Linked DNA regions of Homo sapiens: regions 1 and 3 are each linked to region 2. Evidence: chromatin loops called from intact Hi-C (ENCODE). Cell type or tissue: OCI-LY7. All regions are shown on one strand. Links, peaks and the distances in the headings refer to the core of each region. The heading gives the core; the rest is flanking DNA. Region 1 overlaps RNFT2 (ring finger protein, transmembrane 2). Region 2 holds the start of HRK (harakiri, BCL2 interacting protein). Region 3 overlaps RNFT2 (ring finger protein, transmembrane 2).

Region 1 (10,352 bases), core at 2,761-7,760, 64 kb before region 2:
AAGCAGGTTCCATTCCCAGCTCTTTCACTTATAAGTCATGGACCTTGGATGAGTCAGTAGCCTTCTCTAAGCCTCAGTGTTCTTCCGTATATAATGGGGATAGTATTCATGATGTGAAGATTAAACAGGACCATACCTTTAATATGAATGAAGCCTTTTGATCACTACAGCTTAGTAAGTGCTAGGCTCGATTTATCAATTAGTGAAAAAACAAGGTAAGCAGAGGAAACGGGGCCTTGGAAAACATGACCCCAGCCCTCCCCGTGTCATTCTCCAGGAGTAGATGATGATAGTCATTGTCATGGCAACATTGTAGAAGCCAGTCACCATGCACGTACTACCTGCCAGCCACTGTCCTAGGCACTTTCCATTCATCCATTTCTTCATCCACTGAACCAGTATTTTTTGGCCACCTATTCTGTACCAGGCCCAGGACTAGGTCCCAGAAATACAGCAGTGAAGAAGCAGAGCATGCACTTTCAAGGGACTTAGATAAAAAGATGCTGAAATCAGTAGGCAATATGTCAGATGGAGATCAAACAGGGAGTGTCATTGTTTGCAGGGCGGGGAAGGGAGGGCGATGCTCTTTTAGACAGTGGTGGGGGGTAGGGAGAAGGTAACATTCATGCAAAGCCTTGAAGGAAGCAAGGGAGTGTGCCATGTGGATATGTGGGGAAGAGGATTCCAGGCTGGGGAAACAGCATATGTAAAGGCCCTGAGGTGGAAACGTGCTTGGCAAGGTTAAGGAGCAATGAGCCTGTGTGGCTGGAGCAGAAGAAGGGGCAGGGCAACTTCATGGGCAAGCACCCTTTGCAGAAGGCCCAAACACTTGGTTTAATGCTCCACTGTTGCCGTATGATATTTTTTTTTTTTTCCGACAGAGTCTCACTCTGTTGCCCAGACTGCTGGAGTGTGCAGTGGTGCAATCTCGGCTGGCTGCAACCTCTGCCTCCTGGGTTCAAGTGATTCTCATGCTTCAGCCTCCCGAGTAGCTGGGATTACAGGCATGCACCACCATGCCCAGCTAAGTTTTCTATTTTTAGTACAGATGGTGTTTCACCTGCGTGCAAGCATGCCCAGCTAAATTTTTGTATTTTTAGTAGAAATGGGGTTTCACTATGTTAGCCAGGCCGGTCACAAACTCCTGACCTCAGGTGACCCGCCTGCGTCGGCCTCCCAAAGTGCTGGGATTACAGACATGAGCCACGGCGCCCAGCCGAGATTCTTAGTATGTCAACAAGGGGCCCTGCATTTTAATTTTACACTGGGTATCATAAATGATGTAGCCGGTCCTAGTAGTAGTAGATGTAGTCAAAGAGGTGGTTGTAACCACAGCTCAGAGGCCACTCCCAGGCCTGGGTGTGCTCTGGCCTCCTCCCATCTTGCCATGGAAGCCAGCCCACCAGAGATGCTCCAGCCATGCCATCCTGACACTACCCTCATGACAGTCTAACTATTTCTTCTCTGTGTTAGCTTCCTGTGAGTACTGTAACAAATAACCACAAACCTTGTGGCTTAAAACAACACAACTGTATTATCTTACAGTTCTGGAGGTCAGATGTCCAAAATCTGTGTCACTGGGCTAAAGCCAAGGTGTCTGCACTGTGGTTCCTTTGGGAGGCTCCGGGGGACAATCCATTTTCTTGTCTTTTCTAGCTTCTAGAAGCTCCCTGCCCTCCTTGCCTCTGGTCCCCTTCTCTATCTTCAAAGTGCATCTCTCCAACCTCTGTGTCTGTTGTCTCATTGTCTTCCTTCAACCTGACCCTCTTGCCTTCCTCTAATAAGGATCCTTGTGATGATATTGGGCCCGTCCAGGTCACCTGGGATAATCTCCCCATCTCAGGAGCCTTAATTTCATCACATCTGCACGTGCACAAAATTCCTTTCGCCCTGTAAGGTACCAAATTCATAGGTTCTGGGGATTGGGATATGGACATCTTTGGGGCGGGGGCATTATTCAGCCTTCCATATCCCCTACTTTGCTAACGAGGAAACTGAGGCCCAGAGAAGTGATTGATATGACTTCGGCAAAGTCACCCTCCCAGCAGGACAGATCCACACTTGAGGACCCTGTTTGTCAAGTTTGAAGTCATGGGCTCCAGACCACCAGGAAAGGAGATGCCCTCTGCCCATCTCTGCCTGTCTCCCTCCTTCCCTTGCACCTCTCCCTCCACTCCCTAGTGTTTTGGGAAACAGCCAGGCTTGGGCAGTTTAGCCCAGAGCATTTGTGCTTAAGACTATAGCTGACTTGGGGACAGATAAGCTCATCCATCCACCTGGGACCAGGACAGAGGGAAGAGAACGCCTTTTCGTAGCTAACAGGGTCCCAGGCCACTATGGGCTTAATCATCAACATCTTATAATTAGGCCTCTCCTGGGTACTGGGGAGCAGGGCCCTGTGTGTAGGGAAGCTGCTGATGCAGTTGCTGGGGCACGTGCGCTGGGCCCTTCCTGTTCATGGGGCCGATGCTCTTAGATCAAGGGAACCATGGCCAATGAAATTGGGTACCCCACTGCTGCTGTTGACAGGAAGATTTTTACTCACAGCCCAGCAACTCTTTTGGGGCCTCAGCCTGGCCCCAAGGACTCTGCCAGCTGGCCCCTGGGACCATAGCACCAGAGGCGATCGCGGCCTCCTCCTCCCCCTCCTCGCCAGAAGAGCAGAGAGAGGATCTTTATAGGAAATTGGGGGTGAGAGGGAGAAAATGACACATTTTCATCAGCTCTGGTTTTAATAGTGAGTGTCCAGTTATCTAGTGGCAGATGTTGTGGGTAAGAGCATCTGTACAGACATCAGAGACCTGGATTCAAATCCCACCTCTGCTACATCTGAGCTCTATAAGCTTAGGCAAAATGGTGAACTTCTCTGAAACTGAGCCTCAGTTTCTCTCATCTGCAAAGTGGAGGTGACAATTTCCCCCCTCATGGGGTTGTTATAGTCTATTTTTAAAGTGGGTAAGCAAAATTTCAGCTTGTGGCCTTAAAAAAATAACATGTATGAGGTATAAAAACAAAAAATAACAAATACTCGTGTACCCAGCTTAAAAAGTAGAGAACTGCTAGTTTCTTAGAAACCCCTTGTGTATATCTCCTGGGTTCCATCCATCTTCTTCCCTCCCTTTGCCCATAAGAAAAGTTTTGTGATTACCATTTGTGTGTTTTCCTTGTGTCTGGTCTTTGTAGTTTCCTTGTTTTTGTTTTGTTTTGTTTTTTGAGATGGAGTCTCGCTCTGTCGCCCAGGCTAGAATACAGTGGTGCGATCGCAGCTCACCGCAACCTCCACCTTCTGGGTTCAAGCGATTCTCATGCATCAGCTTCCCAAACAGTTGCGTCTACAGGCACGCACTACCATGGCCGACTAATTTTTGTATTTTTAGTACAGATGGGGTTTCACGATGTTGGCCTGGCTGGTCTCGAACTCCTGACCTCAAGTGATTTGCCCGCCTCAGCCTCCCAAAGTACTGGGATTACAGGTGTGAGCCACTGCACCTGGCCTGTTTTTATTTTTTAAATAGAGACAGGAGGTCTCATGATGTCTCCCAGGCTAGTCTCAAACTCCTGGCCTCTAGCAATCCTCATGCCTCAACCTCCCAAAGTGCTGGGATTACAGGCATGAGCCACTGCACCAGCCTGATTTTTGTAGTTTTTACGTCTTCTTCCTTGCTGTTATTAAAGGTGAGAGCATAAGCTGTATAACCTTGTCCCTTCCACGCCTAATTTCCTACTCAGTTCCTCTGATTTTCCTCTCCTCTCAGCTACCAACAGAGGACACTACTGATTGGGAAACCAGAATGCCAAACTTGTCACTACTGTAGTACACTTAAGAATTAATAGGCTCTGAAAAGCACCACAGGGACTTCACTGTAAGTAAAGTATATGTAGCAAGGGGCTTTTGAACTTCCTAGAAAGTATGGAGTAAGACCACACTTTACACTCAAACAAACCTGAGTTTTGAGCAGCACTGCTCACCATCCTAAGCCACCAATTCTTTGCATTTACTCCAAAAATATTTCAGTGTCATATTATGACAGGCACTGCGAAGGTGTTGGGGATAAGATGATAAATGAAAGAAACAGACCAAAACAGAGTCCCTGCTCTCATTTCATTGGGGGAAATCACCATTAAACTATATCAACACGCAAATATAGAACTTCAAGTTTCAACAAGCACTAGAGACAAATAAAAACAATTCATGGAGAATTCGTTTAGGGAAACGGGAAAGGGCTTTCTCTGTGGGATGGACATTTGAGCTGAAACTTGTACTTCCTTGACATCTGACTTTGGTTTTAAAAAATATTTACCAGCCTGGGCAACACAGGGGAGACCCCCTCTCTACAAAAAAAGTCTTTAAAAAATTATCTGGGGCATGGTGGCACACACCTGTGGTCCCAGCTACTCGTGGGGCTGAGAGGGGAGGCTCGCTTGAGCCCAGGAACTCAAGGCTGCAGTGAGCTGAGATCGCACCACTGCACTCCAGCCTGGGTGACAGTGAGGCCCTATCTCAAAAAAAAAAAAAAAATCCGCTTTTTCGTCTGCAAACCTGGGCTGGTAATATCCCTCCCAGCTTTGCCCTTAGTAACAGGCCCTGGCTCAGTGCCTGGTTCAGCACTGCCGTTCAGTAAATGTCATGTCCCTTCCTTCCTGTCGTTCCTGGCTGTGTATGTTGCTGGAGGTCTTCTGAGGAGTGGTGTGAGTGAGCAGTCTCTAAGCGATGGGAGAAATCTGCTGCTGGCAAGTGAGTTGTGAAGCCTCTAATAGGCTCTCACTGGACCCTCTTCAACTGGGTTTGATGGCGACCCTGTCGGAGAGAGAAGGGAGGGTGTATCGTCCACTGTCAACATTCGGAAGCCTTCCTCTTTTTCTGGGGAAGGTGGTGTCGAGTAATTGAAAGGCTCTGCTGTAGAGTCAAGTCACCTGGGTACAAGTCCCAGTTCTGCAGCAAGTAACTTGACCTCTCCGAGCCTTGTGTTCTCATCTGTAAAATGGTCCGTATAATTCCTCTACAGTGGTCTGTCATGTGGAACAGGACCCAGCATTGCGGGGGCACGCCGCAAGTGGGACCGTTACCACTGTTTACACCAGAGCAAGGAGGAACTGGGGTAAAGGTGCAGAGGTTTGGGGTACAGGTAAGGAGAAGAAAAAGGCTGTCAAAGGGCTCATTCACATCATGGAGGTCCGGGTTCCTGCGCCACCCTTCCCTACGTGGGTAATCTGGGGCAGATTCCTTTATCCCTCTGATCCCGTTTCTTCGTCTGTAAGACACAGCTCCACAACTTCCTTCACTCAGTGGCTGTGAAATCCTGCAGGCAAGCCGCGTCGCATGGCCCCTGACTTCAAGTTTAGGGGAGCTGATGAGGTCACTCCCTGCTGGACAAGGGGTCTTCGGGGTGAAATGTCCAAATAAGAGAGCGGGGAGTGGACGCGCAAAGATGCGTCAAAAGGATGGAAAAGGCAGCTTTGCCCTTCGCAAACTGAGATCTCCTTTGTCCGCGAAGGGCTAAGAGCCTCAGGCTCGGGGGCCTGGTACCGGCGCGGGACGCCCGGAGGCCAGACCCGGAGCCGGCGGCGCGCAGAGCGGGGCGGCCCGGGGCGCGGGGCTGTGACCTCATCGGCCGGCGCCGTCCCGCGGGGCCATGAGATCATGAGATGCCGGCGCTCGCCGAGGAGTCGATTTGTTGGGAGCGCGGGGACAGCCGGCCGCCCGACGCGGTGATCTCATCCGGGCCCGGGGGAGGAGGAGGCAGGCGGCCGGGCCAGCCCGCGCCGCCAGGAGGGGGATTAATGGCTGCCGCCGGGTGGTGACGTCACCGGCAGCACCCGTTGCCAGGCAACGCGCGGCCACCAGCCCCGCCCCGCTGGCCCCGCCTCCTACCTGCTGCGCTTCTTTCCATCCTGGCTCGCCCTTCTCTTGCCTTTTTTCCTTTTTCTTTTGTATTGAGGCATAACTTACATACTGTGGAGTGCCCTAATTATAAAGCTCAGTGGATTTTTACAAACATATGTAATCACTCAGATCAAAGTATCAACAAAGCTGTCCGACAGAAATATAAGAGTAGTCACACAGACGATTTTAAATGTTCTAGTAGTCACGTTAAACAACTAGAAAGGAACAGGTGACTTTAATTTTAATACTATATTTTATTTAGCCTAATGTGTCCAAAATATTATTTCAACATGTAATCAACATAAAATTTTTAATGAGATATTTTACCTTTTGTTGTTTTTCTAAGACTTTGAAATTCCTTGTTTCTTTTGCTTTTAAGGGATATTGTTTGTTTGTTTGTTTGTTTTTAAAGACAGTCTTACTGTGTCTCCCAGGCTGGAGTGTAGAAGTACGATCATGCTTACTGCAGCCTCGACTTCCCTGGGCTCAGGTCATCCTCCTGCCTCAGCCTCCCGAGTAGCTGGGTCTACAGGCGTGCGCCATCATGCCTGGCTAGTTTTTGTAGAGACAGGATTTCATTATGTTTCCCAGTCTGGTCTCGAATTCCTGGTCTCAAGGGGTCCTCCTGCCTCGGCCTCCCGTAGTTCTGGGTTTATAGGTGTGAGCCACCATGCCCAGCTATCCCTGTGTATTTTAGACTTTCAGTACATCTCAATTCAGAATAGCCACATTTCAAGTGCTCCATAGCGACATGTGACCAGTGGTTACTGGATTGGCTGTGGTGGATATGGAACATTTCCGGCATCTGGAAAGTTCCTGTGTCCTCACTTCCCCCACCAGGGGTACCCATTATTCTGAATTTTATCATCCTTCAGTTATCCTTCCCTCTCTACCCCCATAGCTTGTATCTTTTCTTTCTCTTTCTCCCACATCTTACTTTATCTCCTAAGGTCTCCTAGGGTCTCCCTTTCTCTGTTTCTCAGAGTGGCACAAAGCCACTCTGGAAAATCAGGCTGGATTTAAATCCCGGCTCCACCACTGTCTAGCAACTTCGAACAACATACCCTGCCTCTTTGAGCCTCTCTCTCCTCACCAGTTAACAGGGGCAAATAATTTCAGTGTCCATCTCCTGGGATTGTCAGAGTCTGGGGACAGCCTGCAGGTACTAAGTGTTCAACCGAGAAACTCATCACTAAACTAGAAGCCAGCCCTAGTCCTTCTCTCTTTCCTCTTGTAATCCTCTCACTTGCTGGGTCTCCCACTCTGTTCTTCCCTCCCCTGCCTCTGTGTTTGAGCTTTCTCATCTAAGAAATGGGAACGCGTCATAACTACCTACAAGAGGAGCAATTGGTGTGCCGTTCCTGGCCCCTGGTAAGCGCTTAATACGGGGGTTACTCTTCCCCTGTTGCCTTCTCACCTGGACTCTGCCTCCTGGGTGTTCTTTCTCTTCTGGCCTCTAACTCTGCCATTTCTCTCTTCCTTTCTTCTGCCCCCAGCCCCATTTCCCCCTCCTGTTTCTATCCACTTCCCTCCTTCCTTCCTGTGCTCTTCTCTAGCCTTGCTTCTATCCCCAGTCCTGCCCCGTCACACTTGTTTCTCCCACCCCTCCTGGCCGGGCGCTGCTGTGAAGTCAGTGGTCCAGCCCCGATCCCACCCCCAGCACTGGAGGAGACCCAGCACGGGCCTCAGCTCATTAGCCCAGCCCTTCAAGCCTCCAGGTCGGTGCTGGGTCTGCAGGACTCTGCCAGCTGTGGTCCCCACAACCCCACCATCCTAACAGGCCCGCAGGCCACCTTCCCAGGACAACATGTCTTTGTTTTCAGTTCCTTGTCCTGGCCGCCCACTTGGGAGCAGGACTTGTGGCCCCCATACCCTGGGGCTTTTGGGAGCCAACAGGCAGTCCATCCAGGGAAGAAAAGCAAGCAAGGAAAAGTCTCGCAGGAGGCTGAGGGCCCCCTCTGGCCCAGGAGGCTGGAAGCAGTCCCTCCTGCTTATTTTTCCACATGTGGAAGGAGGGCTTTGAAATGCAGATTCCTGGCCCTGTGCTAGCTTGCTAGCTTTAGTCCTTGAAGCTATCCTCCTTTTTCTGACTACTTGTTTCTTTTTTTTTTTTTTTTTTTTTTTTTTTTTTTTGAGGCAGAGTCTTACTCTGTCGCCCAGGCTGGAGTGCATGGAGTGCATGGAGTGCAGTGGCGCAACCTCAGCCCACTGCAGCCTCTGCCTCCCGGGTTCAAGCCATTCTCCTGCCTCAGCCTCCAGAGTAGCTGAGATTACAGGTGTGCACCTCTACACCAGCTAATTTTTTGTATTTTTGGTAGAGACGGGATTTCACCGTGTTGGCCAGGCTGATCTTGAACTCCTGACCTCAGGTGATCTGTGTGCCTCGGCCTCCCAAAGTGCTGGAGTTACAGGTGTGAGCCACCCTGCCTGGCCAACCTCCTTCAACCAGAGGAACCAGCCCTCCTCTCTGTCCCCTTAGTTCTGATGACACCGTCAGTCACAGTGCTGCCCCCATGGTTGTGACCAGGACTGACCAATCATAGAACCCCATGACCTCTTGGCCTCAGAGCTTGGTTCCCAGAGGGAAGCAGGGCCATCATTTTGGCAAATGGCCCCAGGAGAAACAGGGTCTGTCTCTCTCTCTGTCTCTCTCTCTCTCTGTGGCAATTCCAGCTGTAAGAGTGTTGGCTTGGGGCTGCCAGTGGCCATCTTTCCTACTAGATACTGTCAGATCCAGCATTTTCCAGCTGCGTCACCTGGGGCAGGTTATCTAACTTTTCTGTGCCTCCATTTCCTTATCTGTAAAGTGAGAGTATTAATAGCACCTGCCTCATAGTGGTGTGCACAGAGTGGTGCCTAGCACATAGTTAACAGCTAAGTCACCATCATCATCATCACCACCACTACTACCACCTGCAGTGAGTCCAACCTTGGCAGGAGAGAATGAAACTTACACACAAGAAACAGAGACATCTGAGCTGAGAGATGGGGAAGAAGAGGAGAGATAGAAAGAGAACTGGCTGGGTGCAGTGGCTCACACCTGTAATCCCAGCACTTTGGGAGGCTGAGGCGGGCAGATCACCTGAGGAGTTCGAGACCAGCCTGGCCAACATGGTGAAACCCCATCTCTACTAAAAATAGAAAAATTAGCCAGCCATGGTGGTGCACGCCTATAATCCCAGCTACTTGGGAGGCTGAGGCACGAGAATCACTTGAACCCAGGAGGCAGAGATTGCAGTGAGCCAAGATTGAGCCACTGCACTCCAGGTTGGGCGATAGTGCGAGACTCTGTCTCAAAAAGCAAAAAACGAAAAGACAAAAGGAAAAATACAACTAGAGAACTAGAGAAGGCTCTTTGACTATATTGTTTGACCTCCTGGATCCAGGAATCCTTGAAGCCAGAGCCACCCCTGCCTTCCCAGTTTTGTGACCTAATACATTTCCTTCTTTGTGGAAGCTACTTCATGTTAGCTGTCACTTATAGCCTAAAGTGACACCAGTAGTTGTTTTAACAGTGCATAGAGGCCCAGAATGGCGGAGCTGGGTCAACACCCCCATCACACAGAACACTGAGGCCCAGAGAGGGAGAGCAGCTTGCCCAAAGTCACACAGATACAGAGGATGCGCACCTAGCTACCTGACTTCAAATGCCACACTTTAACCCTGTTTTCATGTTATAAATGGTGACATATAAAAATCAGGCCAAGCGTGGTAGCTCACACCTGTAATCCCAGCACTTTAGGAGGCCGAAGTGTGTGGATCGCTTGAGGTCAGGAGTTTGAGACCAGCCTGGCCAATGTGGCAAAACCCTGTCTCTACTAAAAATATGAAAATGAGCTGGGCGCCGTGGCGCATACCTATAATCCCAGCTACTCTGGTGGCTGAGGCAGGAGAATTGCTTGAACCCGGAAGGCGGTGGTTGCAGTGAGCCGAAATTGCACCACTGCACTCCAGCCTGGGTAAACAGCAAGACTCTGTCTAAAAAAAATAATAATAATAATTCTTCTGCTTTCCTGGTCCACTGCCATCCTCTTTGACCAGACTTAATTTATTTTTTCATATTTCCAGGCTGCTAACAGTGCTGCAGCTAACATTTATTGAGCACTTACCATGCGCCAGGCACTGAACTCAATGCTTTACACACATTTGCTCATTCATCCTCCCAACAACCCTAGGAGCCAGGGGCTACCATTAGCCCCATTTTACTAGCGAGGAAACTGAGGCACAAAAGGATGAAGTGACTTGCCCCAGGTAACTCAGGAAGAGACAGAATCAGAATTCAAATTCAGGTCATCTGACTCCCAAGTCCATGCTCTTTGCCATTGTGCTTGCTCAGAATCCAGGGCCTCATCTCTGAAGAGGCAGAGCTAGGATCTGCACCCAGGGCCACGTTTCTTTCCCAGGTCTTTCCCATGGTATTTCTGTGCCCAACATGGCAGTCACTGGCCAACCCTCCCCGTCTCACTCC
Region 2 (10,352 bases), core at 2,106-7,105:
GCGTGAGCCAACCTGCCTGGCCTGTATGTTGAAAATATTGATTCTGCATATAGCGGAGCACACCCTTTAAACCTATGGGAATTGAAAGTGGTAGTTCCCACCCTATATGGCTGGCACAGGCCTCCCTCAAACACCTAAGGTACAGCTGTGAACATTCCCCTTTTTCTTTTAGGGTAGGGAAGGTGGAGAGCACCCCATATCCAGCATAGAACGCAACAGACTGTCTTCCTCCGGTGATTTTTCTTTCCCCTTTACTTAACTTACCAGAGCTGGGAAAAAATGAGTTTCCCCAAATTAAATCAAAAGCACAAGAAAGGCCGGAGCGGCTGGTATTCTGAGGTCAGATGTAGGCTGCAGGGAGAGAACTTGATCAGGGCCAGTGCAGGGAGCCCGAGCACTGAGAACCCGGCCTGGGAGCGCAGGAAGGCGGGTGGTGAGCAATTCTACGGGTGTCCCGAGGGTATGAGGGGCGGTGCTGCTGGGAAGCCGAGCGGGGCATCCTGAGGTCAGGGCGCCAGAGGCTGCAGAACCCTGGAGGGTGTGGCTGCAGGGGACGCCCGGGCGGGACAAGGCAGGTAGGAGAAGAACCCAGAGGTGTGGGAAGAGGGTGTCTCCGAGTCAGGGCGCAGCACGGAAGTAACTCTGGGGTAGAAGGCGAGGGCGGGGCGGGGGAAATAAACTCCACAGAGACAATAACCTGCTGCTGCCCCCCAACACCGACTCAAAACAGCGAAACTCCTGGCCGCCGCCCTCCCCTGCAGCGCAGGCCCCAGTTACCCAACTCCTCCCCTGCGCTCCGGCGCAGAGCGGCGCAATCTGCCCGCCCCGCCCGCAGCCTCCCCTTCCAGGCCCCGGGAGCATTCCCACCCCGACACTCACACACCGGCAAACAGGAACACACAGTCAGGCTCCGGCCCGGAGTCCTCGGCCTCCCGGGAGGGGCACCCGACATCCCGCACGCCTGGTGCCGGAAGGGGAGAGCGTTTCCAATCTCCTGGACGACAGAACCAGAGAAAGCCGTGTCCCAGCCCTCTCTCCACAGTTCTATTTGATTTTACTACCTTCCTCTCTTTCCTTCTCATTCACTTTTCAATTGTCTTGCAACTTGTTTTCCAGGCAGTTTCTCTTTTTCTCTATCCTCCCCAAACTTCTTGTCCCTCCCCATCTCGTCGCTTGTTTTTTCTCTTCCTCTTCGCCCACTTTTTTTCTGCCTCTTCCCAAATTCCACGCTTTGGGCTTCGCGTCTGTCGCTCAACTTCCTTTTTCTGCACCCCGCGATCCATCCAAAATGTTCTTCCTGTCCCTGGGATTGGGCAGCCTCAGCCTGGCCCCTTTCAGTCGCGGGAGCCCCTGGCCTCTCCAACAGGAGAGAGAGAAGGTAGGGAGAAGTGGATGGGACCCCCGGCGCCCGGGAGCCGGGCAGAGAGCGCCCCGAAGCGCGCATTTCTCTTCGCCAGCGCCCGGGCTGCGCGGGCCCACGCGACATCTGTCGCCTGCGGTCCCGGCTCACACCCCGCGCACCCCCGCAGCTCCCTGGGCGCTGCCACCCCCCACGCTCCGGCTGCCGCCTTTCCCCGCGGGCGCAGACGCTCGGGCCTCGCCTTCAGGCGCCGCTCCAACTTCCCAGGGTGTCTGCGGCGCGCGGCGGGGCTCGGGGGCGGGGACCTAAGGGCGGCTGGCTATGTCACCTTCGAGCTTCACCTTCCGGCCCTAGACCCATCTATGGTGGGCTCAGCCTGATTCTCTCTCCCTCATTCTCTGCAGCGCTCCTCGCTACTCCAGGATCCAGAGTAGTAAGACGATGCTTACGCTGTGTGCTTCCTCAAAGCGCCTAGCACAGTGCCAGGCGCACAGCTAGGGCACAATGATCCCCCCACCCCAAGAGCCTAGTACCTTCCTCCCACTGATACCAACCACACTAGGTGCTCAGTACCCACTTCCTGTCCTAAGTTCTCAACACATGACCTCCCTAAACAGTGCCCAGCACCCCGAAGGAGCTCAATAAATGTTCCTTCCTTAAGGCTTCCCATTGGAGTTTCCCTGAAAGCCCCCTATTCCAGCCCACTCCGAGGGCGTCTCCTTCCCGTAGCAGCTACAACCGTCTGGGGAGAAGGAAGCCAAACTCCTTAAACAGGACACCTCACTCGAGAAGGAGCGAAGTTGGCAGGGCAGAGGAAAATTGCAAATGCGCGGAGCTTGGGAAGAAAGATTGGGCCAGCCAGAAACCTGGAGGGGGAGGAAGTCTCGAGATGCGCTTGGGGTGCCAGATAATGGGGATCAGAGATTGGAGAAGTGACACTTAGGGACAAGAGGTTGGGAGCAAAGGTGATGGAGACGGGGGCGACTCAGGAACGGCAAGAGGATTGGAACGGGACCGGGGACCTTTCTTGGAAGTGCGATAGATTTTAAGTATTTGGCGTGGCTTACAACTACATTCCCATAGCAAGCACACTTTTTACTTGCATTGTGTGTTTATTTGTGGGGCTGGTGGGGATTATGGAGGCTGAAGTCCTCCGCAAGCCACTGAGCTATAAGTGAGTAGCAAGATGCGCTTAAGGACTCGCAGAGATGGGGGCAGAAACGGTGGACCTTACACTTGGAAGGGAAGACTGGGGACTGGGTAGAAGAGGAGAGGTGGAGATGCTTGCAAGAGAAGAGAACGGAGGAAGAAGGAGAAGGGAAAAGAAGAAAGCCAAACTTGCCACTCTCCCGCTCCCGGGCCAGCCCAGCGTCTCCAGTGCCCAGCTGCCGCGCCCCGGCTCTCGCTCGCTCGCTCGCGTACCTGTTGCTCGCTCCGGCTGGGTCTCGGCTCCGGCCCCACCAAGAAGCCCCGCGTTCCTACAAGTTCCGCCTGCCGAGCAGCCAGGCCGCCAGCGCCGCCACCTGCGCGGCCGCGCACAGCCAAGGCCAGTAGGTGGGGAGCGCGCCGGGCGCCGGCGCCCTCCGGCTCCGCGCGCGGCGCCGCCACATGGTGCGCTGGTGCAGCTCGTCGCCTAGCGCCTTGAGCCGGGCGGCGGTGAGCTGCGCGGCGGACGAGCGCAGCCCCAGGCGACCCGCGCTGCAGGCGCACACGGCCGGGGGGCCGCGGCCGCGGTGCAGGGGGCACGGGCACATGACCGCTGGCCTCGCTCCCGCCCCGCGCTCGGGCCGCCCCTCGCCTCCTCTCCCTCCGGCCTCTGCGCCCGCTGCCGCCGCGCTCCAGCCGCCGGGGGCCTCCCCTGGACACCAAGTTTCTCCTTGTGTTGTGCGTTTGTTGTGCTGACGGCGCTATTATTAATTAAAGTGTCACATGGTGGAGGGGGGCGGGGAGGGGGGTTACATCATCCGGCCCCCGGGGGTTGGGGGGGGGGCTGCAGGCAGAAGAAACCGAGAGGTAACTTTTAACCCTAGCGGCGCCGGCAGCTAGGGAGCGCGAGGTTTGGGAGACGGGGAGCGCGGCGCGGGGCGGCGCGAGAAGGCTCCCCGCAGCGGAGGTCCTGGGCTTTGGGGGTCTCGGGGGACCCCCGCGGAGGCGCGGAGCGCGAGGGAAGGTTGTTCTCCTTCCCCTTTTCCTGAATTCAGCTCGAGTTCCGATTTGGCGAGGGAAAAAGGCTTGTTTGCCGTTTTGGATGAAGCTGATGCTGAATTCGGCTGCATTATTCAAAAATATTCCGAGGCTGTTGTTTTGTTTGGGGGAGGTGGGTGGATTCAAAATCTTATGGAAGGGTCAGATTACACCCAACTTGCCTCGTTTCAGGTCTGACTTGGCACCTGTAGGCTTTCAGCCTGACCCTAACGTGCCCCCAGCGCCTGGCTAGAAACCTGACCCTAAAGTGCCCCCAGCGCCCGGTGGGAGGCTGGATGGGCCCACCTGAGCTCGCGTGGGGCGCGGACGGAGGCATTCTCGCTGCCCGGCACCCGCACCCAAAAGACCCTCGCAAGGGGCTTTCTAAAGGGAAACTTCTTGTCTGCTTTCTTTGTGAACATTATTTTCCTGATGGCGTTACAGTTTTCTGCGATGACCCCGATTTAATGCGCAGTGGAGACCCTAAGGGGTCGGCGAGAGGAGGGGCGCGGGGGACTTTAATTCCCCCTTTTCCAATCCGACAGCCACTCCTGTGCACCTCCAGACTGGAGCGTCTGCAGTTGTCACAAACGGTGAAGGTTCAGATGGGCTGGGCGGCTGTCAGGATTCTGTGGGGGAGAATGAAACCTGTGATCTTAAATCGACTGGGATTCAGACAACTTTGGGATTCAGACCATCGGGATGAGTCCAGAGATGGCTCCAAGTTGGGAGTCTGGAACCTGCTGAGGGAGCTTCCGTTCTTGCCTTCCCACCGCAGAGTATAACCAAGATTCTTCGAGTCTGTGAACTTAGTTTTGGTCTGAATTGATCAGGAGGAGAAATGTCCCTTTTGGCCCACAGCGTGGTGAAATGACAACAAAGTCAGGGCTCAAAGCCCACAACACTGTGTGATTCTGGTGGCCTTTTCCCTCACCCAGCTCCAATTATTCTAGGCTTCATAATGGCCAAGACCTACTGCGCATCTTCTATGTCTGGCACCTGTGGGCTTTGGGCGCCCTTGCCTCTGCTGCCTAAAGGTAAATCTCCCAACAATTCTACATGCAATTACTATAATATTTCAAAGATGAGGAAGCTGAGGCACAGGTAGGTAAGGGTTCTTGCCCTAGCTCACAGAGTAGCTAAGAATGAAACCGTCATCTGAACTAGGGCAGTATGCCGCAGGCTCTAAGCTCTTAACCACGGTTTTATACTGCCCCCTGTAATCTGGGAATAATAATACCTCCATCCCAGGATTGGGGCAGAGATTAAATGAGAGAAATGTGTGCCAAGCACCTGGCACGCAGTGGGCCCTGGATAGACCTTGGTTCCCTTTGCTTCTCGCCAGAACCACTTCCCATTCTCCTGGGACTCACCTCCTTAATCCCCCTAGTCTTTACAGAGGGGACCTGATCCATTGCCCGGGTGTAGCGTTCCAAGAATGAAGACACAGTGTCTATTTAAAAAGCCCTTTGGATTTAAATTGAACAATTCCCTCCCCCCATTTTTAATCTGCACGCTTTTAACGGCTCACTTCATGGACATTAATTTTAATGGGACGATTATTACCCTGTTTGGAAGCCTGCCCCTCGAAATGCTGGGCTCGCAAGGTGGCGCTGGGTCGGGTCCCAGCAGCTTGGATGTTGTCTGTAGAAGAGGGGGTGCAATCTTGGCCGTGGGGATGCAACGTTCAGCAGAGGGGGAAGAGAAGGGGGTGATGAAAAAGTGGGAGAGAAGGAAGGACCTCTCTCTCCCTGACACTCTTAAGTCTGGCAGTCCTTAATTTGCACACATGAGTTATCCTGTGCTATTGGACCACTTACTAACTGGGGAGCATGGCCTTGAGAGGTGGCTTTTTGGAGCCTCCATTCTCTCAACTGTAAAGTGGGAATAATAATAGTACCCACCTCCCAGCCTAAATACCAGGAAAGCCCTTACTTAGCACAGTGCCTCCTGGCCCATCATTAGGTTTTTTGTTTTTTGTTTGTTTGTTTGTTTGTTTTTTAGACAGAGTCTTGCTCTGTCACCAGGCTGGAGTGCAGTGGCACGATCTTGGCTCACAGCAACCTCCACCTCCAGGTTCAAGCGATTCTCCCGCCTTGGCCTCCCCAGTAGCTGGGAGTACAGACACCCGCCACCACGCCCAGCTTATTTTTGTATTTTTAGTAGAAATGGGGTTTTGCCATGTCGGCCACGCTCGTCTCGAACTCCTAACCTTCAGTGATCCTCCTGCCTTGGCTTCCCAAAGTGCTGGGATTACAGGCATGAGCCACCATGCCCGGTCCCATCACTAGCATTTAATAAATGTTGACTACTGTTAATATTTTAGAGTGGATCATGTAGTTGTCAAATAGTGTACTTTGAAGAATGTTGGGGATCCACACCCTCAAATATATATAGTTCCCCTATTGTGAATTGGTGATTCCATTGCTGATATTAAGCATTGCTCAAAGAAAGCAAATTCTTTGGGAGGGTAACATGTCTCCTAGCACTTTTTAAATTGTCTTAATTTTTATTAAAAAAAATTTTTTTTTTAAATGGTGTTTCTCTCTGTGGCCCAGGTTGGAGTGCAGTGATGAGATCATAACTCACTGCAACCTCCAGCTCCTGGGCTCAAGCAATCCTCCCACCTCAGCTCTGGAGTAGCTGGGACCACAGACACACACCACCACACCTGGCTAATTTTAAAAAAACTTTTAGAGATTTTTTTGGGTCTTGCTATGTTGCCTAGGCTGGTCTTGAACTCCTGGGCTCAAGTAATCCTCCCACCGCAGCCTCTCGAGTGGCTAGAACTAGAGGCGTGCACCACCGTGCCAAGCTTCTCCTAACAGTTTAGTAAAAATGAGTTGTCGATTTCAATGTTTAACTTAATAAGCACTTATATAGTGCTCGCTCTGTGCCAGGTGCTGTTCTAAGTTCTCTAGACACATAACTCCTTTAATTCCCCTAATAACCCTATGAGACAGATACTATTGTTAGCCCAACGTTATGTATGCATAAACCAAGGCAGAGGGGTTAAGTAACTCATCCAAAGTCACACACCTGCCACGCCCCAGAGTTTGAGCCCTTTAGAATTAGGGTGACAAATGGTTACTGGGGACTTGGGAAGAGGGAGGGAGGCTGTAGTGGGATGAATTCTGTCCCCCCTGCCACCGCTCCACCCCAAATTGATAACCCCTGGAACTTCAAAATGTGGCTATATTTGGAGATAGCATCTTTAAGTAATTAAGTTAAAATGAGGTCATTAGGATGGACCTGAATCCATTATGACTGGTGTCCTCATAAGAAGAGGAAATTAGGACACAGACACAGACACACAGAAGGAAGACCATGTGAAGACAGAGGAAGAAGGCATCTACCAGCCAAGGAGAGAACCTAGAACAGGTCTTTCCTTCACAGCCCTCAGAAGGAACTAACCCTGCCCGGGCCTGGTGGCTCACACCTGTAATCCCAGCACTTTGGGAGACCCAGGCGGGTAGATTGCTTGAGCACAGGAGTTCAAGACTAGCCTGGGCAACATGGTGAAACCCTGTCTCTACAAAAAAAAAAAAATAGCTGGCATGGTGGTGTGCTCCTGTGGTTCCCAGCTACTCAGGCGGCTGAGGTGGAAGGATTGCTTGAGCCCAGGAAATCAAGGCTGCAGTGAGCCGAGATCATGCCATTGTGTTCCATCCTGGGTGACAGAATGAGGAGTGAGGCCCAGTCTCAAAAAAAAAAAAAAAAAAAGGAACCAACCCTGTCAACTCATTGAACTTGAACTTCCAGCCTCTAGAACTGTGAGAAAATAAATTTTTGTTGTTTAAGCCCCTGAGACTGTGGCATGTTGCTATGGCACCCCTAGCAAACAAATATAGAGAGGAACAACATCCTAAACAGGAAGCTAGAAGCAGATATTTCACCAGACTCTGGCTGCTTTTACTGTGGGGCACATGTGAGGACATTTTTCTGTGTTCTTGGGAAGGATGGGTTCTAGGACTGTTTGCCTGTTCCTCTTTTTTTTTTCTTTTTTTTTTTTTGAGACGGAGTCTTGCTCTGTCTCCCAGGCTGGAAAGCAGTGATGCAATCTCAGGTCACTGCAACCTCAGCCTCCCATGTTCAAGCGATTCTCCTTCCTCAGCCTCCCAAGTATCTGGGATTACAGGTGCCCACCACTGCACCTGGCTAATTTTTGTATTTTTAGTAGACACGGGGTTTCACCATCTTGACCAGGCTAGTCTCGAACTCCTGACCTTGTGATCTACCCGCCTCAGCCTTCCAAAGTGCTGGGATTACAGGCGTGAGCCACAGTACCCGGCCCCTGCCTGTTCCTCTTCTTCCTCATTGGTGTCCTGTTGGAGATCTTTAAGGGAGGAAGAGTTTTAGGAGATTATTTTGGAAAACAGTTTGTGGAACTCCAGTTCATCATACAGGGAAAACTTTTCTACCAGTTGCAAAAAATGCAACCTCTTTCTCATGAAGTAAAGAAATGGGAAAGGCTTTCTAGTCCATGAATGTTTCCTGTGGTCTCCCGGCTTAAAACCAGGCACACAGCAGGCACTCAAACTTTTTTTGAAATATAGACTCAGGCCGGACTCAGTGGCTTACACCTGTAATCCTAGCACTTTGGGAGGCTGAGGTGGGCAGATTGCCTGAGCTCAGGAGTTCGAGACCAGCCTGGGCAACATGGCAAAACCCTATCTCTACTAAAAATACAAAAAATTAGCCGAGTGTGGTGGTACGCGCCTGTACTCCCAGCTACTCAGGAGGCTGAGGCACGAGGATTGCTTGAACCTGGGAGGCTGAGGTTGCAGTGAGCTGAGATTGCACCACTTCGCTCCAGCCTGGGGAATAGAGTAAGACTCTGTCTCAAAAAAAAAAAAAATTAAAAAAAAAGAAGTAAAGACTCAATGAATGAATGAACAAATAGTAAGCATCCTGATTTGTCTCTCGCTTCCTTTTTTTTTTTTTTTTTTTTTTGAGATGGAGTCTCACTCTGTTGTCCAGGCTCCAGTGCACTGGCGTGATCTCAGCTCCCTGCAACCTCTGCCTCCCAGGTTCAAGTGATCCTCCTGCCTCAGCCGCCCGAGTAGCTGGAATTACAGGTGTGCTCCGCCATGCCCAGCTATTTTAGTAGAGACGGGGTTTCACCATGTTGCTCAGGCTGGTCTCAAACTCAAGTGATCCACCTGCCTCGGTCTCCCAAAGTGCTGGAATTACAGGCGTGAGCCACCACTCCTTACCTGTCTTTCTCTCTTTCAAACATATGCAGTGATATATGTACAATCGTTATGATCAAGTGTGTGTGTGCGTGCATGTGTGTGGATTCTTTCCCTAAATTATTCTCTTAACTCCTACAGAAATCAGTACTCAAGTGTATTGAACAGGAAGGGGTTGGGTATTTCCTTTCTTTAATTAAAACAATAATTACCTATCCTGGTGTTTGAGACCGAGTGAGCCTTACCTTATGGTGTTTTAATTTGTGTGGCTTGGTGGAGTGGTAAATGAATGAACAGCTGTTGACTCCTCCAAACAGCTGTGTTTCCTGAAGCCATGTATTAAAGCCAGGGCCAGATTCAATGCCAGGAGCCTGCTTGGTGAACAACAGAGTTCTTGAATTGAAATCAGAGATATAGCAGAGTTTGACACTTGGAGCCAGAGAGACCTGGGTTTGAACCCTAGTCCCACTATGCGATAGTTGGGTACCTGGGGCATATTTTCCACCTCTCTGAGCCTCCACTTTCCCATCTGCAAAATGGGACTAATAATCCTAGTACCTTCCTCATTGTGTTGTGAGGAGGATTAAAAAGAGAGAATGTCTGTCAAGTGTTTGGCAAAGTAGTTGGCACTCAGTAAATATTAGTTATGGTCTTTGTTGATATCTCAGGATTACTAAGCAGCCACTTGAGAACTGGAACAGGGACCCTGACCCAAGCCCACTGGGAATACAAGAGGATTCAGATTTCAGTGAGTACCTTATTCAATTACATCATGGCTATTCCCAGGAGAGTTTCCCTCCATCCAATAGACCCAGATCAGGACAGCGCTAATTTCTCACATTTACCCTATTTGACCCTCCCATACCTGAAAAAAAAATGGGGCAACCCCTTCTCCAGGGACGTCCTTGTAATTCATTTGATACCTCTCCCCTGAGGATCTTGTTGTTGTAAGCAAATGGAGAAGAGCACATGAACGTCCACAGCAGGGGAGAAAAAAATTAACCAGCCCATAATTATAGTCTCATCAATACTTTAAGTGTAAAGGGTAAACCTCACTTAAATAAAACCTAATTCCTTGATTACCGGAGTCACAAGAGATAGGGCTGATTAAACCTGCACCTCTGCTGTGAAAATCCAGTCATATTGTCCTTTGCTCAGGCAATAATCACTTTATTGAAGGCAACTGAGCTCAGTTTAAACACATGAATCACTAGACTTGAAATTATGCTGATGAAAGTGTAAATGAGGATAAATGCTGAAGAACATTTTGGCAGAGCTGGAAAAACTGAAAACGCACATGCCCTATGACCTGGTGATTCCACTTCCAGCTCTTTACTCTAGATCAGCGGTTCCCGACGGAGGACAACTTTGCTCCTCAGGAGACATTTGACAATATCTAGAGAGATTTCTGATGGTCAAAACTGAGGGATGTTATTGACATCTAGTGGGTAGAAGCCGGGGATGCTGCTAAAATCTTACAGGGCACAGGCCACCAAAAGTTACCTGGCCCAAAATGTTGTGACAGTTGTCAGAATCAAAATGCAGTTGCTAATGTTAAGAAAACCCTGACAGGGCCAGGTGCGGTGGCTCATGCCTGTAATCCCAGCACTTTGAGA
Region 3 (10,352 bases), core at 1,969-6,968, 79 kb before region 2:
AGCTTGATTGAGTTTTCTACAAAGGGTCTCACAAGGCCAAAAACAAGGTGTTGGCCAGGCTGGGCTCTTATCTGGAGGTTCTGGAGACAAGTCTACTTCCAGGCTCATTAAGGTTGTTGGCAGAATCAGTTCTGTGTGATCGTAGGACTTGAGGTCCTCCATCCTTGCTGGCTGCCATCCAGGTCACTCTCAGCTCCTAGAAGCCACGCTCCAGTCCTTGTACACAGTTGCCACCATCTTCAAGCCAAAAGCAGAGTGCTATTCTTGTGTCTGACATTTCTCTGACTTCCTTTTCCCCAAGCCCAAGAAAACTCTGCTTTTAAAGGGCTTAGGTGATTAAATTAGACTCACTGGGACAGCCTGCTAACCAACTAAAGGGTAACTGATTAGTAACCTCAATTATATCTCCAAAATCCCTTTTATCGTGTAGCCTGTAATATGATCTAGATGTGATATTTCATTACCTTCGTAGTACTGGGCATTAAGATGGGAAATTTTGCTGGGTGCCCACCGCACTATCTCAGAGGGTTGTTGTGAAAATGCAATTGCACATCTCTTAGTATGCAGTATTTATAAGTTAGCTGTGTTTTTTTTTAACAGCGGTTGTGTGTATTATGGAAGTTGTTTGGATTTATCAAGGATTTTTTAAAGGGATTCCTCAGCTGGGCACGATGGCTCATGCCTGTAATCCCTTTTTTTGGTAGAGACGGGGTTTCACCATGGGAGGCTGATGTGGGCAGATCACCTGAGGTCACCTCGTGTCTACTAAAAATATGTACCTGTCCCTTGGAACTTACAGTCCAGTGATGAAAATGATGGCCTGGATAATTAGGGGTAGTGTGGTGATACAGTTTGGATGTTTGTCCCCTCCAAATCTCATGGTAAAAAGTGATTCCCCATTGTTGGAGGTGGCGCTTAGTAGGAGTTGTTTGGGTCACAGGGGTGAATCTCATGTGAATGGCGTGGTACCCTCCCCAAGGTGATGAGTGAGTTATTGCTATATTAGTTCATGCACGATCTGACTGTTTAAAAGAGCCTGGCATCTCTTTTGCTTGCTCTCTCAACATGTGACACACCTGCTCCCCCTTCACCTTCTGCCATGAGTAAAAGCTTCCTGAAGCTTCACCAGAGGCCGAGCATATGCAGGTGCCATGCTCCCCCTACAGTCTGCAGAACCATGAGCCAAGATAAACCTCTTTTCTTTACAAATCACCTAGTCTCAGCCGGGCATGGTGGCTCATGCCTGTAATCCCTGCACATTGGGAGGCCAGGGCGGGCAGATCATTTGAGGTCAGGAGTTCGAGACCAGCCTGACCAACATGGTGAAGCTCTGTCTCTACTAAAAATACAAAAAATTGGCCGGGCACAGTGGCTTACACCTGTAATCCCAGCACTTTGGAAGGCTGAAGCGGGCAGATCACCTGAGGTCACGGGTTCAAGTCCAGCCTGGCCAACATGGTGAAACTTTTCTCTACTATAAATATAAAAAATCAGCCGGGCATGGTGGTGGTTGCCTGTAATCCCAGCTACTCGGGTGGCTGAGGCAGGAGAATTGCTTGAACCCAAGAGGCGGGAGGTTGCAGTGAGCCGAGATAATGCCACTGCCCTCCAGCTTGGGTGACAGAGCAAGACTCTGTCTCAAAAAAAAAAAATGGTTTAAAAATGCAAAAAATTAGCTGGCACTGTGGTGCGTGCCTGTAATCCCAGCTACTCAGGGGGCTGAGGCAAGAGAATTGCTTGAGCCTGGGAGGTGGAGGTTGCAGTGAGCTGAGATTGTGCCGTTGCACTCCAGCCCAGGTGACAGAGCAAGACTCCATCTTAAAATAAAATAAAATAAAATAAAATAAAATAAAATAAAATAAAATAAAAACCATTTAACAGATAAAACAGAGGCTCAGGGAGGCTAACCAGTTTGTGAAGGGTCACTGCTGGAAGGTGACAAAGTAGGACTCAACTCAGCTTGACTGGGTGACAATAAGAATAACAGCTGATACGTCTAGGATTCTCTTCTTGTTTGTGTATTTATCCACTGTGTGAAGTGCTTTATTTGCATGATTTCATTTGGTCTTCTCAGCAACACTCTGAGAAGGGAGGTGCTGTTATTGTTCCCATTCCACAGATGAGGAAACTGAGGGCCAGCAAGGGAATGCCACCCAGCAGTGAGCAGCAAAGCCAGGGGGTGCTGAGCCCAGGGGGTGCCCTGTCTGCCTGCAGCTGTTATTGAAGATGTCCCTTTTCTCACCGTCAGGTTTTACTGGAACAGAAGAGAAAGCCAGTGAGATACTAATCATTAGCAATGTTAATATTACCTGATATTTAGTTGGCTTTATGCTTTTACAAAATGTACCTCCCTTTCTGTTGCCAGGAAGATTCTAGAGCATGTAGCAAGAAAAGCAAGTAATTGTCTTTCTCTGCAGCCCTGTGGAATCGTCGAAAGAGCACATACTATACCCTAAAATTAAACCTAGATTGAAGTTCTAGCTCCTTCTGCCTCTGAGACCTTGATTAACCTCATTGAGCCCCAGTTTCTCTGTCTTTAAAATGGGAATAGCAGGACTTAACTCATAACACTGTTGTGAGAATTAAATTAAATAACACAAGTCAAGTGCTGGCTGGTTAGTTAATTATTGTCATTCTGAGGAAGATAAGAGCATTAGCAGCCATCTGTTTATAATTTAAAGTGAGTAAGAAAGTTAGAATCTAACCAAAGTCAGGATCGAACAGAATACCGTTTTTCAAACTATGTTTCTGGGCCCTTAGGGAGATGTTAATAGGCATTTTATTGGTTTGTTTGTTTTCTGTGGGGTTTTTTTTGTTTGTTTGTTTGTTTGTTTGTTTGTTTTTTTGAGACAGAGTCTCACTCTGTTGCCCAGGCTGGAGTGCAGTGGTGCGATCTTGGCTCATTGCCACCTCCGCCTCCCAGGTTCAAGCGATTCTCCTGCCTCAGCCTCCTGAGCAGCTGGGATTACAGGCACCTGCCACCATGCCCAGCTAATTTTTGTATTTGTAGCAGAGATGGAGTTTCGCCATGTTGGCCAGGCTGGTTTTGAACTCCTGACCTCAAGTGATCCACCTGCCTTGGCCTCCCAAAGTGGTGACTTAAAGGTGTGAGCCACTGCACCCAGCCTAATAGGCATTTTATAAAAAGGTGTTCTATGGTTAAATAACTTTGGGAAATGCTCTGTATATTATCCCCTACTCACACACTCACATAGTAAAGGCTCTGAGAAGTCCCGCAATAAAGAAATTCATTTCACTTTGTTTTCTCTGACACATTTCCAACTTATTAAGCATGGGACCCTTTTATTGAGGAGCACAGCATCTTGCAGACTCTAGTTCAGGAGTCGGCAAACTACAGGTGGGCCCACTGCTTGTTTTTGTAAATAAAGTTCTGTTGGAAACCAGCCATGCCCATTTATGTATGCATTGTCTGTGACTTTCACTGTACTGTGGCAGAGTTGAGGAATGATGACAGAGACTCTGTGGCCCACAAATCTTAAAATATTTACTGTCTGGTCCTTTAAAAAAAAGTCCGCTAAAACTGAAGTTAGTGTAAAGATGGGGGCAGACATTGGGAATGATGTAGCCACAAGACAAACAATGCCACCAGCCACCAGGAACTGGGAGAGGCAAAGAATGACTTTCTTCTCTAGAGTCTCCAGAGGGAATGTGGCCCAGCCAACACTTTGATTTGGGCCCAAGGAAACTAATTTTGGACTTCTGGCCTCCAGATCTGGGAGAGAATAAGTTTCTTTTGTTTCAAGCCACTCAGCATGTGGCAATTTCCTACAGGAGCTACAAGAAACTAATGAACAGGTGGGCCTGGCGCAGTGGCTCATGCCTGTAATCCTAGCACTTTGGGAGGCCGAGCCAGGAGGATCACTTGAATCCAGGAGTTCGAACCCAGCCTGGGTGGCATGGTGAAACTCTGTCTCTACCAAAAAAAAAAAAATTAGCCTAGCACGGTAGCATATGCATATAGACCCAGCTACTCAGGAGGCTGAGGTGGGAGAATCTCTTGAGCCTGGGAGGCAGAGGATGCAGTGAGCCGAGATCACGCCACTGCACCCCAGCCTGGGCAACAGAGCAAGACCCTGTCTTAAAAAAAAAAATCAAAAACAAATACACAGGTGTTTATGCCACTTGTATTTGTCAGAGAAGGAAGTTGGTCCATCTCATGAGCGACATTCACAACAGCAGAGGAAACACCTGGTCTTGTTATGCCAGCAGTGGAGGTTATAAAGTCCTCTGGGTGCAACCGACACCACCTGCCACGGGGGTGATGTTTTATACTCTCCCTCCTCTTGTTCCAGTTGTCATTAGTTGCCTGTATACATCTGAGATTTTTCATTTTTAGGTTATTTTTGAATATTTTAAAATTATAAAATATTTCAACTATACAGAAAATAATATATAATGGGGATCTCCACACCTACCATTGAGATTGAACCTTTTCCATGCTTGCTTCAGATCTTCCTCTTTCCTTTTAGAGAAATAAAAGCCACTCCGCTGACCCCACTTACATCCACTGTATTGTTTCCTGTCTGTATTAATCAGGGTATCCCAGGTGCTGCTGTCAACAACACCAAAGTCTCAAAGTTGTCACCCAACATTCTTTTCAGCTCATCAGAGTCCAGTGGAGGTTGGCCAAGGTGCTCTGCTCCAGGCAGTCATTTAGGGATCGTGGCTTCTTCCATGGAATGAAATCACCATCCCCCAGGATGTTCTCATAGGACAATTTCTCAACTTGAGGTGTATATAAAAGTCATCTGGAGAGCCTTGAGTAGCAGGGGGATGAGACCTCAGTCTCCACTGGAACCTCAACATCAGGGGGCCAATGAGGGAAGGGAAACTGGAGAATTACATGAAAGGTTTTTGGCCCAAGGCAGTGGTGCAGAACACTTCCACCCACATTCTTTCCTTGGCTAGGACCCAGTCAGAAGGCCTCACCTAACAGCGGATAATCTGGGAAACTTTTGTCTTACTGAGAGCCTGGGGGAAGATTAAGTGGGACTTGGGGAACCATGGCAGTATCTCTGCCACATCCTTTGAAATGTGTATTCCTTCTCCTTCCCTAGACGTTACCACTGGTTCCTTACTTTTACTACACATTTATGTCCATAAACAAAATATGGTGTTGGTTTTGGTGCATATCAAATTAACATAGCTTATATTCTACATACATCCTTTTGCAACTTGTGCTGTTACACAGTGTTGTGTTTTTGAGGTTTGTGTGTATTCTTGCTTCTCAAAGTGCAGTCCCTGGACCAGTAGCATGAGCACCTGGCAACTTGTTAGAAATGTAAAGCCTCAGACCCCACCCCAGACCTACTGATTCAGAAACTGTGAGGTGGGGCCAGCAGTCTGTGCCTTTCTAAATCCTCCAGATAATTTGAATGCACACTGAAGTTTGATAACCACAGATCTTTATTAATATGTGTAGCTCTAGTTCTCAGTTTATTCATTTTTCAGCAATATGTAATATTCTTTGGTTTATTCATCCATTCCCCTAACTCATGAGCAATTAGATTGTTTCTTTATTTTTTTACCATTATGTATATTACAGTAATGATCATCTCACTACATATGCACAAAAGTTTCTCTAACACAGCCATCTAGAAATGAAATTGTTGAATTTTAGGATTGAGTAGCTTTAGCTTTATCCAGAATCCCAAGACGGTTCTTTCTCGAGGCAGGCTGGGTGCGGTGGCTCACGCCTGTAATCCCAGCATTTTGGGAGGCCACAGTGGGCAGATGACCCCTAGGAGTTCAAGACCAGCCTAGGCAACACGACAAAACCTTGTCTCTACAAAACATACAAAAATTAGCCAGGCATGGTGGTACATGCCTGTAGTTCCAGCTATTCAGGAAGCCGAAGTGGGAGGATTGCTTGAGCCTGGGAAGTAGAGGCTGCAGTGATCCACGATTACACCACTGCACTCCATCCTGGGTGATGAAGTGAAACCCTGTCAAAAAAGAAAAAGAAGCTATAGCAATTTACACTTCTTCCAATGCTGGATACAAGTTGTTTTTTCTTGTTTTCCTTTAAGCTTTTCGCATTACTTTGAAATCCCTTATCTTCAAGGTGTACTAGAGACACATTATCAAGAAAGGGTTAAGACATTGTCTTTTTTTTTTTTTTTTAGAAGTTTTAGATTTAAACATGGACACAGAACCTGGCTCCATCACTTCCTCTATCGCCCACTGCTTGGTGGGTTTACTTCTTGATGTTTGATTTTTCTTTGCCTAACAGAGGTAATAGCGGGCAGTTCTCTCTTTTTCCTAATCTTGATGGGAGTGCCTCTAGGATGCCTGTAACAGACAAGGTTCGCCAGAGAAACAGAACCAGTAGAATATATGTACATAGATTTATTTTAAGGAATTGCCTTGTAGGACTGCAGGGGCTGGAAAGTCTGAAATCTGCAGAACAGGCCAGCAGGCTGAAAGCTCTTGGAAGGAGCTGATGCTGCATTTTTTGTTGTTGTTGTTGTTGTTTTTTGACACAGCGTCTCTCTCTGTCGCCCAGGCTGGAGTGCAGTGGCGCAATCTCAGCTCAGTATAACCTTCGCCTCCCGGGTTCCAGCAAGTCTCGTGCCTCAGCCTCCTGAGTAGCTGGGACCACAGGTGTGAGCCGCCACACTGGCTAATTTTTATAATTTTATTAGAGACAGGGTTTTGCCATGTTGGCCAGGCTGGTCTCGAACTCCTGGCCTCAACTGATCTGCCTGTCTCGGCTTCCCAAAGTGCTGGGATTACAGGCGTGAGCCACGGTGCCCAGCCCTGATGCTGAAGTCCTGAGGCAGAATTTATTCTTCCTCGGGGAAACCTCAGTCTTGTTCTTACAGCCCTTCAGCTGATTGGATGAGGTTCACCCAGGATATCAAGGAAAATCTTCATTGCTTATGTCAACTGATTGTAGATGTTAACAACATTTACAAAATGCCATCACAGCAAAACCCAGATCAGTGTTTGATTGCATAACTAAATACTACAGCCTAGCTAGCTGAATCGAGACATTAAACTAAACATATAGTCCCCCTTTAAACAAGAGGGCAGCTTTGAAGCTGGCGCTGATGTTTTATCATGTTAACAAAGTATTCATCTTGGCTGGGTGCTGAGGCTCATGCCTGTAATTTCAGCACTTTGGGAGGCCGAGGTGGGCAGATCACTCGAGGCCAGGAGTTCGAGACCAGCCTGGAAACCCCATCTCTACCAAAAATACAAAAATTAGCCAGGCATGGTGGTGCATGCCTGTAATCCTAGCTACTTGGAAGGCTGAGGCATGAGAATAGCTTGAACCTGGGAGGTGGAGGTTGCAGTGAGCCCAGATGGCACCACTGCATTCCAGCCTGGGTAACAGAGTGAGACTGTCTCAAAAAAAAAAAAAAATATATATATATATATATAGATAGATAGATAGATAGATAGATAGATAGATTCATCTAGTTTAATCTAGTAAAATGTTTAAAATTAAAGATGGTTGTTATGGCCAGGCACAGTGTTTCACATCTATAATCCTAGCAGTTTAAGAGGCTGAGGCCAGGAGTTCGAGACCAAGCCTGGGCAACATAGTGAGACACCTTCTCTATAAAAAAAATTAATTAAAAAATTAGCTGAGCACGGCGGTGCACACCTGTAGTCCCAGCTACTCGGGAGACTGAGGATCCCTTGAGCCTGAGAGTTCGAGGCTGCAGTGAGCCATGGTCATGCCACTATACTCTCCACCCTGAGTGATACAAGAGACCCTCTCTCAAAAAAAAAAAAAAAAAGCTGTTGAATTTGATCAAAAAGCATTTGATTTTTCTCCTTTCATCTGTTGCTATGAAGAGCTGCATTATTAGATTTTCTATTAATCCTTACATTCAGTGAACCCCTCTTGATCATAACCTCTTATTCTTTGAATGTACTTCTGGATTCCGTGTGCCACTGTTCTGCTGGGATTTTTGCTCCTCATTTGTAAAAGTTCTTAAGTGTTCCTCTCCCTTTTTACATGGCTTCCCGGAAATGGCTCCCGTCACTTTCACTTAGATCTCATTGGCCACCACTCAGTCACACTTACCGCATGGCAGGCTGGGGAGTGTCATCTTGTGGCTGGGTGCCAATGGCCCTAAGCAAAGATTGAGACGCTTATTTTGAAAGAGGAAGGGGAGAAGGAATATCGGGAGGCACTAGCAATCTCTGTACCGGGGTGATTATCCCTTGTCTATAAATGAGAGACTGGAAGCTCAGCAAGGTGTGTTCACTTATCCAGGGTCACACAGCAAGTCTGTGGCCAGGCTGTGACTTCAGAGGCCAGGTCTTCCAGATGCCAAGGGAGATGCCATTAGGGACCCGTGATAGTAATAAAGTAAGAAATATTAGATGATAATACGACGGAGTAATAATAAATATCCAGTGTCCCTAGTACTGGTCTAAATGCTTCATTAACATGAACTCATTTCATTCTCACAACAATCCTATGAGGTAGACACTCTTAATGCCCCCAATTTGCAGATGAGGAAACTGAGGCACAGAGAAGGTAAGTGACTTGCCTGGGGTATGTAAATGACAGGGCTTAGACTCTAAGACTCTTAATCACTGCATGATTCTGCCTCTCCCCGCACCATTCCCCACTCGCACTCCCCTGACCCAGAGACTGCAACTCAAACAGCAGCAGCCACTGCTCCCTGTGCACCTGCAGAACCATCGAAACTGCTCCCACCAACCCAGGCACCATACACCCTTGTCCCCAGCCTCCTTACATCCTCTTCCCTCAACTACCCTGGTACCCTCCTTTTCTGTCTGTGGGGCCTGCACCTCACTTTTTCTTGAGTCTGTGTTTTTGTTTTGAGATAGGGTCTTGCTGTGTCACCCAAACCGGTGTGCTTTGATGCGATTGTGGCTCACTACAGCCTCAAACTCCTGGGCTCAAACGATCCTCCCACCTCAGCCCCCTGAGTAGCTGGGACTACAGGTGTGCACCACACTCAGCTAATTTTTTAATTTTTTCTTTTTAAGACAGTTTCGCTCTTGTTGCCCAGGCTGGAGGGCAATGGCACGATCTCACTACAACCTCCGCCTCCCAGGTTCAAGTCGTTCTCCTGCCTCAGCCTCCCAAATAACTGGGATTACAGGCGCCCGCCACCATGCCCAGCTAATTTTTGTATTTGTTGTAGAGATGGGGGTTTCACCATGTTGGCCAGGCTGGTCTCAAACTCCTGACCTCAGGTGATCCACCTGCCTTGGCCTCCTAAAGTGCTCGTAAGCCACCACACCTGGCCTAATTTTTAAGTTTTTTATAGCAACGGGGTCTTGCTGCATTGCCCAGGCTGGTGTTGAACTCCTGGCCTCAAGAAATCCTCCTGCCTTGGCCTCCCAATGTGCTGGAATTACAGGTGCGAGCCGCTGCATCCAGCCTTCATGTTTTGTTGCTGTCCTTGTGTTTTGTTTTGTTTTTCCCTTCACTCTGCCCCCTGGGAGACTCCCAAAGGCTACATTCTGCCACCAAGGGACGCAGCAGGGACAGGGCCCCAGCAGGCACCTGGGATTTCCCACACCCCACCCTCTACTGGATGAAGATGGTGGGGAGGTTTTGGGTGATTTATTTATTTATGTAGTCCCGCCTGGCTCCACACCCCCCAAGCTGTTGTTCCGCCACTAGAGAAGATGAAAAACAACCTCAGACAATGGAAGACAAGGCTTGCCACATGGCCCCCGCAGTTTAATTTCCTTTAATTCATTTTCTATTGAACCAAATGATACTGTTTGTTTTTAATGGCAAACGGCAGGGAGGAGGGGCGGTCAGGCCTCCTCCTGGGGAAATTAGGAACATAGCTGCTATTGAAATTCTTGCTCCCCGTCCTGTGCTCCCCCTGGCTCCCCCACTCTCACCCCCAGCACTGGGCCGTTGGAAATCGACCTCCAGGTTGAAAGATGATACTTGTCACCAGCTCAGATGGTCACTGTCTGGCGAGCTGGCCTGGCTCCGCCCCAGCTGCCATCAGCCCCTTTTAGGATGGCCGCCCCATCCCAAGGCCCACCCTTCTGTGGTTATAACTGGATGCACAGGGCCGGAGCCATGGCTTTTTTGGTGCCCCTCTCCCCTGCCTATCGCTGGTAATCCTGAGCAGGCACCTAGTCCTTGCTGGAGCCATCCAGTGCCCTCCCCCAGGAACTGAAGAACACAGAGGCTGGGCACAGTTAGAGCTGAGTTTGTTCATTCATTCATTCATTCATTCATTCATTCATTCATCACCTGGGAGCAGAGTCGTGGCTGCATCCCAGTCCTCCTCCATCAGAGGTTGCGTTTGAACTCGATTCCTGGTGGTTCAGGTGCTGACAGGAGTTGAGAAGTGCTGATGAGAGGAGAGGTC

Evidence for each region. Hi-C counts contacts between places; a loop is a spot of excess contacts. Peaks named below come from ENCODE experiments on the same cell type or tissue, not always from the same donor. Only the 100,000 strongest peaks of a DNase experiment are listed, where the experiment ranks them.
Region 1: a loop joins it to region 2, with 8 times the contacts of the local background. A loop is called at or near these places in 6 of 110 quality-filtered maps.
Region 3: a loop joins it to region 2, with 5 times the contacts of the local background. A loop is called at or near these places in 6 of 110 quality-filtered maps.

The regions. Positions count from the first base shown.
Region 1 is chr12:116,813,818-116,824,169 of GRCh38, forward strand. The region is part of intron 7 of RNFT2 (ring finger protein, transmembrane 2); the gene reads left to right. Among named protein-coding and RNA genes, the nearest start is that of HRK, 62 kb to the right of the region's middle. RefSeq lists an enhancer at 5,306-5,355 and a silencer at 5,556-5,915. In OCI-LY7, for the core only: a CTCF peak has its summit at 3,767 (motif pointing right); DNase peaks (open chromatin) are centred at 3,834, 4,574 and 5,804; H3K4me3 peaks cover 2,781 bases; H3K27ac peaks cover 3,269 bases.
Region 2 is chr12:116,878,194-116,888,545 of GRCh38, forward strand. It overlaps HRK (harakiri, BCL2 interacting protein), which reads right to left and starts at 3,248. Exons shown (of 2, transcript NM_003806.4): 1 at 2,783-3,248. The coding sequence starts at 3,114. The coding sequence ends at 2,839. RefSeq lists silencers at 1,777-1,977, 2,856-2,935 and an enhancer at 3,441-4,402. In OCI-LY7, for the core only: CTCF peaks have their summits at 2,874, 3,626, 4,761 and 4,962; DNase peaks (open chromatin) are centred at 2,898, 3,288, 3,708 and 4,728; H3K4me3 peaks cover 2,148 bases; H3K27ac peaks cover 1,330 bases.
Region 3 is chr12:116,798,994-116,809,345 of GRCh38, forward strand. All of the region lies in intron 7 of RNFT2 (ring finger protein, transmembrane 2), which reads left to right. Among named protein-coding and RNA genes, the nearest start is that of RNFT2, 66 kb to the left of the region's middle. In OCI-LY7, for the core only: no CTCF peak of the experiment used is centred there; DNase peaks (open chromatin) are centred at 3,398, 4,218, 4,558 and 5,298; H3K4me3 peaks cover 2,919 bases; H3K27ac peaks cover 5,000 bases.